Linked DNA regions of Homo sapiens: region 2 is linked to region 1. A link is a contact called in ENCODE Hi-C or POLR2A ChIA-PET data. All regions are on one chromosome and are shown on one strand. Each heading gives the region's core, a stretch centred on a gene start or an enhancer-like site at or near the end of the contact. The rest is flanking DNA. Distances are from core to core; before and after follow the strand shown. Region 1 overlaps STX3 (syntaxin 3). Region 2 has its middle 9.2 kb from the start of MS4A4E.

Region 1 (2,898 bases), core at 113-2,612:
TGTGTGTCAGATTATGCCTTGCACTTGGGAAAGCTCTTGTGAGACTCTCCCAAGGTGCTGTATTTTTCTACCTCATGGAGTATTCTCCCAGAAACTGCAATGTATTTTTTTAGGGGAGTATCTTTAACAAAGCAGAATGATTCTTCTAAGTTTGGCAACAAGAAGGCTTGGATCTGAGTCTTCTACCTGGCAGGATGCCAATCCTGTTTGTTGTCCGTATGTCCTGAAAACATGAGGGACTGGCAGATGTCATTTTGGTCTAAAGAGCTGACTTGTTTGAAATTCAGCCTTAAATTAAGCTCTTAGTTGTTCAGCTTGGGGGGCAACTTTGATTTTTCTCTGTGTTGTAGTCTCTCATATTTACTCAAGGAGGGACCAGGATGATACAGTCATCTGAGGTTATGCTTTGCAAAAGGCTGACGGTATGGAATATGTTTCCATGTCTGAGTCTTAGAAACTGGCTGCTCATTGTTAGAAAGTGATGCTTTGTGAGACTATTGTCTTGGGGCCAAAAATAATCAGGGATTTTAAATTGGGCAAGGGACAAGGTGCTAGAATCCTAAGCTCTGGAAATATTTCATGACACTGGTGTATTCACTCATGTGTTCCAGATGTATTCTAATTGTGTATGAAATGTATGTACACATAAGTGTGTGTGTCTCAGGAAGTAGGAAATAAAAATGGAAGCTATTATGACCTCAAAAAAAAAAAGCCAACTTTGAGCTAGGATAAAAATTGGGTAAAGGACATTTGCTTACCTGCAAATGAATCACTGTGGAAATGTGATCTTCCCATATCATCAAGAAACTTGTTTTCTGGATGAATACTGGGAGAATAAAATGAGAACTCTGGAGTGAGCTAAATTGATCCCAATTAAGTTTTTCTGCTTAGCAGACAGAAGGTATAATTTTTTGACACCCTTTCCCACCTGGTGCCTATGCTAGGCTTGTCCTGAGAACATCCCTCAGTAACTTGATATTCACATGACCTACAGGATGTCCCATCTGCAGGGCTGAGTCAGTTGGGGAACACCAGAGGCTACACAGTAGCTCTTCCTGCTACTCGGTTAATGAGCTTGGCAGGTTCTTTGTCTCACTGAATTCTTATCATGGAAACAGCAGCAGCAGCCGCTAGGAAATCTTCAAGTGTAGTGTCTGTGCTAACCCAGTGGTAAATCCCTTAGATCCCCTGCTGGTCTCTGGCAGTCTCCTTGATTTTGGGTACCATGTATATTTTCCGCTTTGACTTTAACGCTTTCTAGGATAGGGTAAGCACCCTTAATTCAGGCACTGTCCATTAGCTTCCTTTGCAAAGGCTACTTATGGCCGGTCACAATCCAGCACTCAGACAGAGCCAAGGCAATATCCTCTTGCCCATGGCTATGATGTCAGACAGTGGATGGGCTCCAGCAACAAGAGACAAAATAACTAAAGGCCTTTGCTCTCCTCTGACATTGAGGCCTGGGGCTTACAGTTTGGAATACAACATGTGAAGGTTTTTGTTGTTGTTTGTATTTTTTAGATGTAAACTTGATTATTTTATTGCTAATTTAAAAATAAAAATGACTTTGTATTGATTGTGAAACGGTTCTGGCTCTGTCTCGATGCAGAAACACAATGATCTGGTGCCACCATGTGGTGATTTTTATTCAGGTTTTAGAATGCAGTTCACACCTTTTTAAGCCATGTGCTGGATCAGATGGTTCAAAAGTGCAATTTTTGAACATGGTTTAACTCCCACAGAATGCAGTGTAACTATGTTTGTGTTTCAGATTTGAGGTGTTCCCCCCAAAAGAATTTGGTTCAGTCCTTGGGAGTATCTGGCTTTAGGAGGAAATGGGGGAGATCTGTCACGATGTTATCTAGAAGGTGGAATGACCATACCAAACATCCTTTTAATCTAACTTGAATGTCTCACCAAAAATAACATTTCTGTTGGCATTCTGGGTCCTAGAAGCCAGATCCATCTCCTTTTTCCTTCTGTTGCTCTCTTCCTTCACACCCTCTTCCATGTCCACATGCACTTATCTCCCTGCAGAATACTTTTTGCGATGATGTTTCTCATGTATTCTTTCTTTCCTTGTCTGGATGAGCAGAAGAAGATCATGATCATGATCTGCTGTATTATCCTTGCGATCATCTTAGCTTCCACCATTGGGAGCATATTTGCCTGAAAAAGGTGAGCCATCTGTGGGGAGGGTCAGACCTTCTTTCACTGACTTGAAACCTTTGTGTCTTGGGGGCACTCTAGGTGCCTTAATCTGGGTGGGATTAGGTGCTAATAATGGTTAGAGAAAACTAAAGAAAGGGATGTTTCAGAGACAGAAAAGTGAGTGAAGAATGAACTGTTAGTAGGTAGTCTGTGGGAGGAGGGGGGAGACAGAAGGTGGCAATCTGTCCTATAACCTGGTGTGGCAGAATGCTTTGTACAGGTGAAGGATAGTGATTCCTGCTAAACAGTTTGAGCCTTGGTATCTGGAAGTGACAAAAAGAACAAGAATTAGTTCTTGCATTAGGTGCATCTTGAACTTTTTGGAAGAGGGCCGGCCACACAGTAAATTCAAATTAAATTTCTTCCCTTTCAAGGTTAATGAAAGTTAACACAGCCTTGTATGTAGTCCTTTACCCCGGGTAAGAGGGATTTGGTGATCCCAGCCACGAACACCATGCTATATAATCTATGATTTTTTTCCTCCATTTTTCTGTTATCTCCCACAGCCCTCACAGATTGATCGACTGGCATTTCTAATCCTCCTTCCACTTCTGTGGTACCATCACTTCTCCACGCAGACTCCTCATCAGCTTCTCCTCTTTCCATTATGAAACTTCTTAAGAAACAGGGCACCAATCAACTACTTATTAAGAATTATGCAAAGAATAAACGTATACAGAATTGGGC
Region 2 (2,898 bases), core at 165-2,664, 450 kb after region 1:
AGGGCTGTTGAATTTTGTTGAAGGCCTTTTCTGCATCTATTGAGATATTCCTGTGGTTTTTGTCATTGGTTCTGTTTACGTGATGAATTACATTTATTGAATTGCGTATGTCGAACTAGCCTTACATCCCAGGGATGAAGCCGCCTTGATCGTGGTAGATAAGCTTTTTGATTCACTACTGGATTCAGTTTGCCAGTATTTTATTGAGGATATTTGCATCGATGTTCATCAGGAATATTGGCCTGAAATTTTCTTTGTGTGTGTGTGTGTCTCTGCCAGATTTTGGTATCAGGATGATGCTGGCCTCATAAAATGAGTTAGAGAGGAGTCCTTCTTTTTCTTTTGCTTGGAATAGTTTCAGAAAGAATGGTATCAGCTCCTCTTTGTACCTCTAGTAGAATTTGGCTGTGAATCCGTCTGGTCCTGGGCTTTTTTTTACAACAATAACAAACTGCCATCTGCTTTTTATCACCTACTTGTAAGAAATTCTACACAATATTGATAACAGAATACTCCTCTCATAAAAAAAAAAAGTTGATTTCAATTCTATCTGAATAATTACCTGCTTCAGAGGCTGCCCTTGGCATGACTCTGTGTCATCTGTTCTCTTCGGGCCTCAGAGGAAACTGAACAGAAAGCTACTCCTGCCTATGTCCTGTTGTGTATCTAGAGGGACAATTTAGCCTCCAGCTTTACACTGCCTCCAGAGCTCAATTACATAGAAAAACCCAACCGTCCTCAGGACACTTTGCTGCCATCTGCTGGGAAATTGTGAAAAGTACACAAAAAGTGGTTGGAGCCTCAGATTTGCCTAGCGTTCCCCCTAAACACTCACATGGGACGGTACTTTGTGTGTGCATGTTATTGTATAAATGCATGTGCCCTCAACTATCAGAAAGCATATGGACCATTTAGCATTATCTAAGCTATAAAGAGTTGAGATGCAAAATTTCCTTCCATATTACTTTTTTCTGTTGTCTAGCAAGAGTGGTACCCGAAAATCACTGGAGTGGTCTTGAGGATTTTAGGTGTCTCTGTGTGCAAGTGCTGGAGGGAGGAAATAAAGAGGGTGCCAGTATATGGAAGTGTAGAGAAGCTGTATCATTTAAGAAAGTGAGACAGGAAGAGATGTAAGAGGAAGAAAAGGAAGCTCAGAAGTCCTGATGAAATTACATTACACTGTGTCGGGCTTTGTTCTAAGTGCTGGATGTATATATTTTCTCATCCTGTGATCATGGAGTATTATTATGTTTAACTATCTCCATTCTGCAAACAGAGAAGGAGATACCAAAAAGTTATAAAAGTTGCTCAATATAATGTTTGTGTGTTTGAAGAAGTAAATAGGTTTCTGGAGGGAAAGTGCTCATACATCTGTCTGGTCTGCTGGATTAGATGCCAGTGACCTCTCTGAGCCTATGCTGACCCTGAGTTTCAGATCCGTAAGGGCAGTGGCAATCTGTTGTGAAAGGGACTCATGTTAGTGCCGAGGTCAGTGGCCCTAAGCTCCAAGACCAGGCTTGCCCATGCCAGCAGCCTCTCTACTGTGGCTCTTGGGGCTGCAGCAAAAACAAATGCAGATGGGCAATAGTTATTTTCAGTGAGTGAACCTGGGGGCTTCCTTTGCTTCTGCCCTTATAAATAAAAATAAATTTTCCAAGCCAGCTGCAACTCTGCCATCAGCAGTTGCCCTGAAGACTGCAGTAGAATGTCACCAACATGTCATTGCAGGAAACTGAAACTTAGGTCTTTGTTTCCAAAGTTTGGGAAATACTCATAGTGTCTGAACATGGGGTGAGAAGGGAAAGGAAAACTGGGTTGTTTATAACTGTTGGGAAACAAAAATGTGCTGTGTTTTTATGAGGTTTCTCTTCAGTTGCTTTTCATTTGTTTGAGAGGAAATCTACTGCTTGGTTAATATAAAGTATCTATTAGGCAGAAAGTTGCCCATACCACTGTTCTGGAGGGTGTAGTTCCTCTGTACTTTATGACTTGTGCATGACATTTTGTCCTGAAAAGAGTACTCATTGTTTGAGGGGCTACAGTGAAACACAAAGAAAAGAGGAAGACAGAAGGTCAAACAAGGGGAAAATATTTATATATATATTTGGCACTCAGGGACTTTTATAAATTGCTGAGCTGTATAAAAATGGTACATTAAGTAAAAATAAAACAACTTTGAGGTTCCTAGGACACTTATATTTTCCTCTTTTTCTTTTTTTGGTATTCCTTCAGAAAGGATCAGCTTTATAAAAAGGTGAGATGATAAATGTTTCAGAATAACTTGTAATGTTTATATGCTAATCGTGAAACTTTATAAACATAGATAAAAGAGTAGAAAATGATAAAACAGATATCTACATATCTTCCCCGAGATTCAGGTGACATGATCATTTTCTGTATTTAGATACATCGTTTTCCTCCTTACAGAAATAAAATGCTGCAGGTAGCCCCAAAGCTCTCCCTGTCTCCTCCTCCCCCTGCCTCCTTCCCCAGAGGTATTCACAGTTAGGAGGGAACTTCCTCTGTCTCTAGCCTCACATTTCCTTCCAGCAGAACTTCCTATAGAGAAACACACCTGTTTATTTCCTCTCCTTAACCTGATTCTCTTCAGGGAAAGAGGAATGCTGCACAAAGTTGCAGAGTTTGGAAGGAGGGCTTGGGCTTGTGTGGTTCAGCCCCTCTGTGTTTGGAAGGAGGGCTTGGGTTTGTGTGGCTCAGCCCCTCTGTGTTTCTTCATTTGTTTGGGAGACAGTCTTCCTACTAGACAGCATCATCACCTGCTCTTCCCTTCCCTTGCTAGGGTTTGGAGGTGCCTCTTCTTACAGAGGAGGCCTGGCATGACCCAGCTCTGCCAGTGACTGGTTTGGCACATTAATTGAATTTCATTTGGCCTTGAGT

What was found. Hi-C counts contacts between places; a loop is a spot of excess contacts on that map. ChIA-PET counts read pairs that join two places held with the same protein, here RNA polymerase II (POLR2A). Pooled maps may share reads with other maps.
Region 2: a pooled map shows a loop between it and region 1 (4-fold over the local background). The contact joins two enhancer-like sites. A Hi-C loop is called at or near these places in 1 of 168 maps with a recorded cell type or tissue (adrenal gland), 1 of 37 single-sample maps with no recorded cell type and 4 of 50 pooled maps. POLR2A ChIA-PET finds 5 or more read pairs at or near these places in 2 of 52 experiments (WTC11 and activated CD4-positive, alpha-beta T cell).

Annotation. Positions count from the first base shown.
Region 1 is chr11:59,801,123-59,804,020 of GRCh38, forward strand. It overlaps STX3 (syntaxin 3), which reads left to right. Exons shown (of 11, transcript NM_004177.5): 11 at 1-2,898. Among named protein-coding and RNA genes, the nearest start is that of MRPL16, 8.2 kb to the right of the region's middle. RefSeq lists an enhancer at 1,687-1,736. Within about 2 kb of position 1,363, at least 9 of the 41 ENCODE cell types and tissues checked have a DNase peak (open chromatin) inside an H3K27ac peak, as active enhancers do.
Region 2 is chr11:60,250,922-60,253,819 of GRCh38, forward strand. No RefSeq gene overlaps it. Among named protein-coding and RNA genes, the nearest start is that of MS4A4E, 9.2 kb to the left of the region's middle. Within about 2 kb of position 1,415, at least 2 of the 41 ENCODE cell types and tissues checked have a DNase peak (open chromatin) inside an H3K27ac peak, as active enhancers do.